Linked DNA regions of Homo sapiens: region 1 is linked to region 2. The links are chromatin loops, found by intact Hi-C in ENCODE. Cell type or tissue: tibial artery. All regions are shown on one strand. Each heading gives the region's core, and the rest is flanking DNA. Links, peaks and the distances in the headings are about the cores only.

What was found. Peaks named below come from ENCODE experiments on the same cell type or tissue, not always from the same donor. Only the 100,000 strongest peaks of a DNase experiment are listed, where the experiment ranks them.
Region 1: it touches region 2 in a loop (2.6-fold over the local background); 3 of 110 quality-filtered maps call a loop at or near these places.

The regions. Positions count from the first base shown.
Region 1 is chr15:94,832,549-94,837,938 of GRCh38, reverse strand. No RefSeq gene overlaps it. Among named protein-coding and RNA genes, the nearest start is that of LINC02852, 250 kb to the right of the region's middle. In tibial artery, for the core only: no CTCF peak of the experiment used is centred there; no DNase peak of the experiment used is centred there.
Region 2 is chr15:94,922,066-94,927,455 of GRCh38, reverse strand. No RefSeq gene overlaps it. Among named protein-coding and RNA genes, the nearest start is that of LINC02852, 340 kb to the right of the region's middle. RefSeq lists a silencer at 2,186-2,397. In tibial artery, for the core only: no CTCF peak of the experiment used is centred there; no DNase peak of the experiment used is centred there; H3K27ac peaks cover 3,998 bases.

The DNA of each region.
Region 1 (5,390 bases), core at 83-5,082, 90 kb after region 2:
GGTTTCACTCTGTTGCCCAGGCTGGAGTGCAATAGTGTGATCATGGCTCCTGCATTCTCAACTTCCCAGGCTTAAGCAGTCCTCCTGCAGCAGCCTCCTGAGTAGCTGGGACTACAAGTGCAAGCCACCACATCTGGCTTACTTTTATTTTTTAATCTTTTGTAGAGCCAGGGGTCTAGCTATGTTGCCCAGGTTGGTCTCGAAATCCTGGCCTCGAGCAATCCTTTCTTCTTGGCCTTTCAAAGTGCTGGTGAGAGGTGAAGCCAGCTGGACTTCTGGGTCGGGTGGGGACTTGGAGAACTTTTTTGTCTTACAAGAGGATCGTAAAATTCACCAATCGGCGCTCTGTAGCTAGGATTGTAAAACGTGCCAATCAATGCTCTGTGGCTAGCTAGAGGTTTGTAAAGTGTGCCAATCAGCACTCTGTAAAAACACACCAATCAGCGCTCTGTGACTAGCTAGAGGTTTGTAAAATGGACCAATCAGCACCCTGTAAAATGGACCAATCAGTGCTCTGTAAAATGTGCCAATCAGCACTCTGTAAAATGGACCAATCAGCAGGACATGGGCTGGGACAAATAAGAGAATAAAAGCTGGCCACCCCAGCCAGCAGCAGCAACTGGGTCAGGTCTGGTTCTAAGCTGTGGAAGCTTTGTTCTTTTGCTCTTCACAATAAATCCTGCTGCTGCTCACCTTTGGGTCCGCACCACCTTTAAGAGCTGTAACACTCCCCATGTAGGTCTGAGGTTTCATTCCTGAAGTCAGCGAGACCACGAACCAGCCAGAAGGAACAAACTCTGGACACACTGGGATTATGGGCGTGAGTCACTGTGCCCAGCCTACAGTATTTTAATGCTAGTTAATTAATAATAATATCATATATAAAAATAATTCAAGTAAACAAATTGCTATAACAGTAAATGAATGAGGGAATGAGTGACGGAGTGAAAGACAATCTGAATCTTTCTGCATCTGACTAAAATATTTTCTCCTAAAATATGCTATTTTGATTAACCTAAGAAATATAATATTTGAACAGGCATGAGATAGGTTGGTTCTATAAGTAAAGGAATCTTAAGATAATATGCAAAAATTTTCAGAAAAAAATTCAAAATGACCAAACGTAATGTGATGAAAAGACCAATATGGTGTGAAGGTTGATCTTTTGCCCCAGGAATCACATTCATTTGTCTTGAGGGCAATTAAAATTAAAGTTATTATTTTTTGAGAAGGAGTCTTGCTCTGTTGCCCAGACTGGCGTGCAGTGGTGTTATCTCGGCTCACTGCAACATTTACCTCCCAGATTGAAGCGATGCTCCTGCCTCAGACTCTCGAGTAGCTGGGATTACAGGCGGCTGCCACCAAGCCCAGCAAATTTTTGTATTTTTAGTAGAGATGGGTTTTCACCATGTTGGCCAGGCTGGTCTCAAAACTCCTGACCTCAGGTGACCCCCCCTGCCTCAGCCTCCCAAAGTGCTGGGATTACAGGCGTGAGCCACCATGCTTGGCCTAAAATTATTTTAATTGCCACCATCACTGCAAAGACTTTATCAACTAATTTGTTGCACACTTTCGTAATTAGTCACAATCACAACATTCGATTATTGACTGAGCTTGGTCTACCTCATTCCATACTGTTTGCCGTCTCGTCATTGTATCATTTAAACTCCCTGTACCTTGATTCCACCTATGAAATGGGTATAATATCAAAGATTAACCTTGTCTATTTTTCTCACAAGACAGTTGTGAGGATCAAATGAAGTCAAGGAAGCGTACCCTCTGAAATGTTATGGAAAATAGTATTTATTTACATATATCAATTTTTCTGAGGAAAAGAAAAGCTTTTTAAAGAAGTTCGGGAATCCCTAAAAGGTAAAGAACTACTGATTTTAAGATTGGCAAATAAGGAGGGGAGGAAACACTAAGAAGAACATAGGAAAGGCTGGGCGTGGTGGCTCACACCTGTAATCCTAGCACTTTGGGAGGCTGAGGCGGGCAGAACACGCAGTCAGGAATTCGAGACCAGCCTGACCAATATGGTGAAACCCTGTCTCTACTAAAAATAAATTATCTGGGCGTGGTGGCAGGTGACTGTAGTCCCAGCTACTAGGGAGGCTGAGGCAGGAGAATGGCTTGAACCCAGAAGCGGAAGTTGCAGTGAGCCGAGATGGTGCCACTGCACTCCAGCCTGGGTGACAGGGCGAGACTCCATCTCAAAATAAATAAATATTTTTAAAAAAGGAACATAGGCGAAAAATCAGGCATACTAGAAGCCAAGAAAGAGGAGAGCTGCATTGATCAACAATGTCAACTTGAGAGAGAGTAAACAGGTTCACTGGATTGAGAAACTAAGGAAAAAGAAGATGAAAACTGTCAGACAGTCTTAAGACTCCCAATGAAGATCTTTGACGCATGATGTGAAGGTTAGTGAAGGACTAGCAGACCACTGTGAGAGAGCTTTAAGAAGGAGGGATGGACGGGAAGCACAACACACTCAGAGTGGCATTAGCTGAAGAGCGTGATGATGCTGCCGTCTTGTATCAGCAAGCCTTTGCTGGCGTGCCTGTTGAGATGGTGAGCCAGAGGTGAGCCTGTGGCCACAACGACACGGGATCAAAACACAGAGAAGGTGGTTTCCCTGCCCCTTTTCCATGGGTCTTCTAACCAAACTTTTTGGCTATAGCTGCTTTCAAAACTCATCCGTCCTCAATTTTAAAATAAGAATCAGAAATAAGTAATCATGTAGGGAAGTTTTAATAAATTCCACCGAATTACAATTGATAACATCTACTCAAAGATAACATGAAGAATGAGGAGACAAGCCACAAACAGGCGGGAGTTATCCTGAATACACAAATCCAGAAAGTCTGTTAACTGGAATATATTTAAAAATTCTGCAAATCAATATCAACAGACTGATATAGAGAAGGAAGGTCTTCCTCAACCTGTCAACCTGCTTAGGGTCCCTGGCTGGATCTGAAAATAAAACCAACAGAGAACAAGAAAAAAATGCATATAAATTTATTTAATAAGTGTACCTGATATGAGAAACTTCCTAAGAAAAGGAAGACCCAAAGAAGCAGAGAGATCTGTGTATTTGATGCAGAAGTGGATAGTTGTGGAGAAATATGATTTGACAAAGGGGGTATGAGCTAATGGTAATAAACTGGGGGAATTTAGCAAGGCTTGTTTGTTCAGATTCTTCTCTGGGTCTCTGTGTCTTCTGAGATAAGGACATTCCTTTCCTTGGGGCACAGAGAGAAACCCTCTGGAATGAGTTTTATGACATACTTCAGGGGAAGGTCAGCAAGGTTTTATGGCCTGTTTCAGGAGAAAAGATGAGAGAAGGTCAGAGAGACCTTCCTGATTCTGTGGGTTTTCTCAGTTTCCTTAAACTTAAAACATTCCGTATGCCAAGGTGCCATATTTTGGGATAGTGTGTTCTGAGCCCTGTCACTGCCCAAGAAAAATATGACAAAAGATTTCGAATAGCCACATCCTAAAACAGAAAATCCAAATGACCAAACTGTGCTTGATATCACTAGCATTCAGAAAAATAAAAATAAAAATCACAACTAAAAATTAGAAAAATGCAAATTAGAAACACTGACAAAGATTAAAACCATTTGTTGTCAATCCCAAGTGCTGCTGAGGATGTGGGACATTGGGAACTCCAATACTGAGAGCAGAAACTTTACTACTTTGTCAGAAAATAGTGTTTGGTAAAGCGAACAGTTGACTCAGCAATTCTACTCCAAAGTATATACCCCAGATACATTTGCACATGAGCCCCAGGGTACATATAAAAATGTTCCTAGTAACATTTTTGTAGAAGCAAAACCTTTTAAACAACCCAAAACCACATTATAGAATAGATGGAGAACTATTGGTCAATTCCGTCAATAGAATGCTATACGGCAATGAAAATAAATGAAGTGCAGATACAGATGACTGTTGAAAAAAATCCAATTCTCATTCCATTTATATAAATTTCAAAGAAAAGAAGCAGGAAAACAAAACCACTATTGTTTGAGGGTCTAAACAAGAGATTAGCAAACTACGGTCTACAGAGTTGTTTTCAAAAAATGAGAAAAAAAAGACACACAAAGAAAATGAGACAGAAACCATATGCAGTCCTTAAAGTCTAAAATATTTACTATCTGGTCCTTTTCAGAAAAGGTTTACTGACTGCTGACCTGAACTGTAAAGAAAAGGAAGGAAGCTGTCACACTAGGCAAGGGATTGGTATGTCTTGGGGAGGAATGGGACTGTATTGGGGAAGGCTTCTGGGATATTAGCAATGTCTTATTTCTTTAGCCAGATAATAGTTACTTGGGTGATTTTTTAATAGTATTTTTCGCACGTATATCTGCACCTGTGCATTTAACTTACACATTTCATCTGTATTCTATTTGTATGGTATACCTAACATTTAGGGAAAAAATACACCCTTTACACATAGGCTTGTACCCAGATCTCTATCACAAGGCTATGTGAATTCAATGGGAGTAGTGATCACAAGGACTTATACCAAAGTAGGTGGTACTGGGGCCCAGGACATAGGAGTAAATATTTACTCCAGGCTACCTGAAACAGCGTAGCCAGAAGTAAGGATTTTATCATAGGAAGGGAACAAAAGAAAAAGTACTTCATCAAAGATGAAAGCTAAGCTCACATCATAAATGAGGCAATAAGTATTCATGTCAGAAGAAATTTAGAATGTAGCTCCCAAAGTGATTTGGGTTGGGCAGCTCTGGACTAATCCCAGAATGGTGAGATTATATTGCAAAGCAGCTACTATGATGCTCCACCTCTCATACAGTTGGCCAGGTAGGGCAGGTCAGAGCAGAATTCAATTATCAGTATAAGTAACATGTAAAGATTTGAGTTCTGCTTATAGACCAATGGCTTCCTTCAAATAACCAGAGAGTGATCTTAGCTCTAATTAACTAACCTCTGTGGACATTTGTCCATAGGTAAGTCCATCTGATTTACAGTACTCTAAAATTCCATGTTGGAGATTCTTTCTCTTGACTTTTGTTCACAGTCATTATCTAAGAGAAGCAAAAGAAGTTTTATAACAGGATACTTTCCCACTTTGCCAGAAGCCTGATCTGGAGAGGAAAATCTCTTGTAAATGTGCAGGTGGATTCTGTGGATATACTCTGTCAGCAAGAAATTAGTACTAGCTATGGCGAAAAAATATCTCTTAGAAAGTTGGTAATCACCGACGTATTCAACCCAGATTTTAAGGTTATCAAAAGTCAGTAGTGTAAACCTCTGAGTGATTCTAAATACTTTTGCTTGGTCTTGGCCCTGGTGTATTCTCAAACTCTTAGAATATTAAGGAAGGATACTGAAAGACAGGGAAGACAGCTCCATCAGCCTTC
Region 2 (5,390 bases), core at 98-5,097:
ATTAAAAAAATTTTTTTTGAAATAAAGTTTCACTCTGTCATCCAGCCTCAAGTGCAGTGATATAGTCATGGCTCACTGCAGCCTCGACCTGCTAGGTTCAAGCAATCCTCCCACTTCAGCCACCCAAGTAACTGGGACTACAGGCACATACTACCACATCTGGCTAATTTTTAAATATTTTGATAGAGATGTGGTCTCCCTATGTTACCCAGACTGGTCTCTAATTCCTGGGCTCATGCAATTCTCTTGCATCAGCCTCACGGAGTGCTGGGATTACAGGCATAAGCCACCACACCCAGCCTGATCAGAACTTTGAGTGACGATCTTTTCAAGGAAATAGATATTTTACAGAGATACTAACTTTAGGCTAAAGGGACAGAGTTCAGATTGTAGAATGTGAAATATTAATAGCAGTTGGTCAGAAGAGAGAAAAGAGTTGGGACATATTAATGTCCTTGGCGCTTCTCTGAAAGAAAAAAAAAAAAAAAGAATAGTGATCATCTCCAGTAGGCTCTGGAGATGTTTGGTTTCAGAAAGTAAAGAGAGAGAGAGCGAAAGAAACAGAAAGAAGGAAGGAAGAAAGAAAGGAAGGAAGGAAAGGGAAATAAGAGAGGAAGAGAGGACACACTCACCGAACCTACTGCTAGTTTTGTTTCCTCCTTGGAAAAAACAAAGAGCAAATTGATGGTTTTTAAAATTTTGCAAGCATTGTGTTCTTATTGTCTGGGTCTTAGAAAGTTTGAACTAAAATTTTTCTCAAAAGACTTTCAATTTTAAAAACTTAGGGAAAACAGAAAAGGGCATTGGTTAAAATAGATTGAGACCCAATTGAAGTAAAATTTTCTACCATGATCATGGATGATAACTGCTTTCTTCTGTTTCTGAAAGTATTTTTATTTTCCAGATTTATAAAAACCACCTTCTTTTCTTGCCAAAATTATTCATTTGGCCGTGTAAACTAGAAAATCAAAACACCTACCAAAAAAAGAAGTCCCTACAAATAACTCAGAAAATCTTATAAGTGGGCTTTTATTGAAACTGACAGAGAAAAATATATATGTATTTGCTTCTTTTAGTTGAAAGGCAGAGCCCCCAGAATAATTTACTTACAAATATGGCATTTGGAATGTTTGCTTGATGGCCATTTCAAATTTTTATGTCATGACTGTCATGAATTAGAATTATTGAGATATAATTGTCTCTAGAATTATTGAGGTATGCACGTTTCCCCCAAAACATAACTAAATATTATATATTCCTGTCTCTGAACATGATTCATCATTAACATAATGATTGTCAGCATTAAAGAAAGCCAGCTCCAGCTAACAGAGGTGGACATTTCTCATGCCGAACCTGCTGGAAACTATGGCAGACTTCCCTGTCTTCAGTCCCTTCACTTGACATGTCTATGTAATAGAGTCTCAGGCAATAACACCATTCAAAAATAATGTAGTAATAATTTGCAGTGGTTTTATCATCCTGATCCAGGACCTGTATATGGATTCTCTGACCCACTTCCTTCTCCTATTGATCTTCATCTTGCCTCTCACATACATTATAAATCCGCCAAGTGGCATGCCGTGCTGCTCTTCTGTAACATGAATTTATGCTAATGGCTGTCTGCATATGCTTATATCACATATCTATATTAAGCTTAATAGTCTGTTACATTGCTTCTTAACCCTGTGTCCACACATGATTAACTTTCCTGATTTCTTTCAAAACCGTTAACACAGCATTGCATTTTACTCAACATGCCACTAAGTTTCTCTGCCTAATGCTGGAGTTGGGGGCATTATAAAACCCCCCAGCTTTTGCAAGCAAAAAGGCATCTAAAAAACTTAGGATGCATGAAAATAATCTCCTTTTTGTGTGTTTGTACAACTTGAAGCTGGCAAAAGCTTAAAGCCTAACTCAGACAGGAGACAAACTCCAACTGGTCTTCCGGGAGTTCACAGAAAAGGGTAGAAAAAACTTACCAAGAAATAGGAGTGCTGGGATGGTGCCAACCAGTGTGTAATGTGCCAATCCTTATTAAAGTTTATCTTTGAGGAATTTTAGAGGAATTTGAAAATATGGCACTAAGGGCCGGGCATGGTGACTCACATCTGTAATCTCAGCACTTTGGAAGGCCAACGCAGGCGGATCTCTTAAGGTCAGGAGTTTGAGACCAGCCTGGCCAACATGGTGAAACCCTGTCTCTACTACAAATACAGAAAATTAGCCGAGTATAGTGGTGTACGCCTGTAGTCCCAGCTACTCAGGGATCTGAGGCAGGAGAATTCCTTGAACCTGGGAGGCGGAAGTTGCAGTGAGCCAAGATTGGGCCGCTGCACTCTAGCCTGGGTGACAGAATGACACTCTGTCTCAAAAAAAAAAAAAAAAAATTAAATTAAAATATGGCACTAAGATATCTGAAATGTTCCACGAAGCCTCCCAGTGGAGTAAGAACAAATAATTCTAAAGTTTTTGGAATCTTCCTCCTTATTACTACAGCATTTAGGTCAAGTGAATGAGAGTATCCAAGCTACCAAAAATTCCCAGGGAAAAAAATAATCATGAAAGCATATGTCAAGAAATATTCTAGGTGCATTCTCTTCATCCAATAAGCTTATAGAATCTAAAGGGAGCTTGTAAATCCTGAAAGGGTCAAAGTTTGAGGCCAATTATGTAGCCGTAAGGCCCTGTACTGTCAGAAATTAGAACTTTTATAAATGCAAGAAGAGTAGAAATTTGCCACACATCAAACAACCCATAGGTTATGATTTCAGTGAAAAGTTCTTTATGTAGTACACAAACTTTGTCCACTACAGTCAATAAAGTTTGGGCTGAAAAAATTATATAATACCATATGGATGATGAAAAAACAGAAATTACGATTTTCCCAAAATTGTTTGTGTATGTGTGCATGCTCTACAAGTACTTCACATACACACATAGTTATGTATATTACTCGACAGATAGCATATGCAATTAGGATAGTTCCATACATTGACCCATGAGGTCTTCCACAAATAGGAACCAATGTTGTTATGCCCACTGCTGCCAAAGGTACTGATCTCTTCAAGAAAAGCTAAAATTATATTTATAGGAAATATTCTTATTTTTCAAATTGATATCATACAGGCCAAAGAAAAATAAAGCTGGTTAGAGACTGACTTCAGCCCAAAGACTGCCTGCTTGCCAGCGTTGGCTTGAGCCCTCCACACATACCATTGTCTGATGAAATCCCAAGGTCCTCATTGGTTGCTATTTGCAGAAAGCCTCATGGGTCCCTTCGGTCTTCAGTACACTTAATTTGAGGTTAAATCTTATGGCAAGCTGGACTCTGAAGATAAAGAAGATCTAATTTTTGAGCTTCTTCAAATATTTGAGGAACCGAATAAGCTGCCAAAGGTCCCAGAGAGTCTTGATCAGTCTGAGGATCATTATTGAACCATTTTGTCTAGTATGGGAAATATACATCTTTCAGCTTTTCTTCATAGGATGCCTTGCTCATTTGTATGCATAAACTTCTATTACATCTTGTTTTACCCTAATAACTGGTCTGCACTATAGATTTTTGTCTTTGCTGATGACATTTATATCTGACTCTGAGATTGCTGAGGATCAAGATTTATCCATTAATTAAACATATCATGCTACCTATAACAAGGAAGTACCATCAAATCTACTCTGCAAAATGAAAAGTGTGAAAATTCAATGATTCTATGAATTCCCCATTAAAAAATATTTCTGCACTTACCTTCATCAATACCATTTATGGGACAAGATACACATACTGTAAGACAGAGCTTAAGATATATTTCATACTAAAATACTACAATACACTTCCCGTGTGTTTAAAATGTTGTCATCTCATGCACAACACAGTACATATTAAATATGTCTGGTTGTATAGTATTTATTTGTTATGCGTTGATGTTTACTTCAAAAGCATATGTGATGCATATGCTAAATAAATAAAAGAAAACTTGTTTGCTATCAGATCAAAAATATCTCTGGTAGTGAAACATGCTTTCATTTTAATAAAGATGTTTTATTAGATTTCAGAACTAAATAAATGATTCATAATGCTTGGACCCTAAGACATCTTCCTGTGAAAAAGTTGGCTTGATTTCACTTTCCTTTTGTCTCTGCAAAATCCATGTGTTCATTTCACGATTGTATTTGAAACAAAATGCTTGAGAGAGTGTTTTTACCACGTTGCATTAATGAGACCATAAGATTTTTTTAAACCAAATTTTCAAATGACTGCCTGCTAATTTCCAATTGCTTTTTACATTACCCTTTTTTCTCATTTGTAACTCTGCTGCAAATTCACAGAATAAGAGTAATAGTAACAACTACAATAAAAAGAATTTTAATTGCCCAGTAGTAAGTTCAGTCAATTCTAGCAGGTATATGGGCAATTTCAAATATAATCTGTGAGTTATCATATGGGAAACATTTTTCAGAAACAAGGAGGTCATTTTTATTTATAAGTCAGTTAACATCAACTGATGTCTTAAGGACATTTTGCTATACTTTTGATAGTTGAATACTTTTTCCTTATTAACAACTGAGAGTTATTCCAATAAACATGATAGAAACCAGAATATCTGGGTTTTTCATGACCAAAGTGATAAGGTTAAGAAAATACATAGATTTTGATCAAAACACCGAAGATAAAGATTTGTGAAACACTGGGTAGAAAGTTATCAATTAAAACACAATGAAGACACCAGATACTAAGAGACGATCACAATTCTTCATGTCAAATACCGAACTATGGCTCCTTTACCAGTAACTCATATGCTTCAGGTTGTTTTTCCATTTGCCCTTTTAACTAACATTTTCTTTGATTGAACAGACATACTTTGCTCAAGGATGAAATTTCATTTAGAGCAACATTTCCCAAAATTAGATCTCCGGGGGGAAAGATTTTGAAATCCATTAAGTGAAGATAAACATTTACACTCACACACTTGAAGTGTCATACAGCTATTGGTGTGTTAAGAGCAAAGGAGAAAGCTGTTTAATGTTTTTATTTCAGTGCGTCCTGAGTATTTGTCCAAGGGAACTTAATTTTGAGTAACACCTGTTAGACAGGAAAGGGTTAACTCAGGAGGCCTGGGTTGCTCGAACACTGGACATCCCAGAAAAACGCCTATTTTCAGGAATGGCTCGTAGCCAGTGGCTTATGAAAGATAAGCTCTGAGCCCTTGGAATATTCTGCCTGATAAGAGTAGTTTACATCCCTGAGGTCGTTGTTGCTGTTTTTATATCGAATGTCTGTTTTCGTATGCCTCAGGCTTTGGACTGTGCTGTATCAGTTTGACTAGATAAATTTATCCTAACAATGTGACCTTCAGAAAACACCTATTTTTATTTATTCTAACATTTCTTAT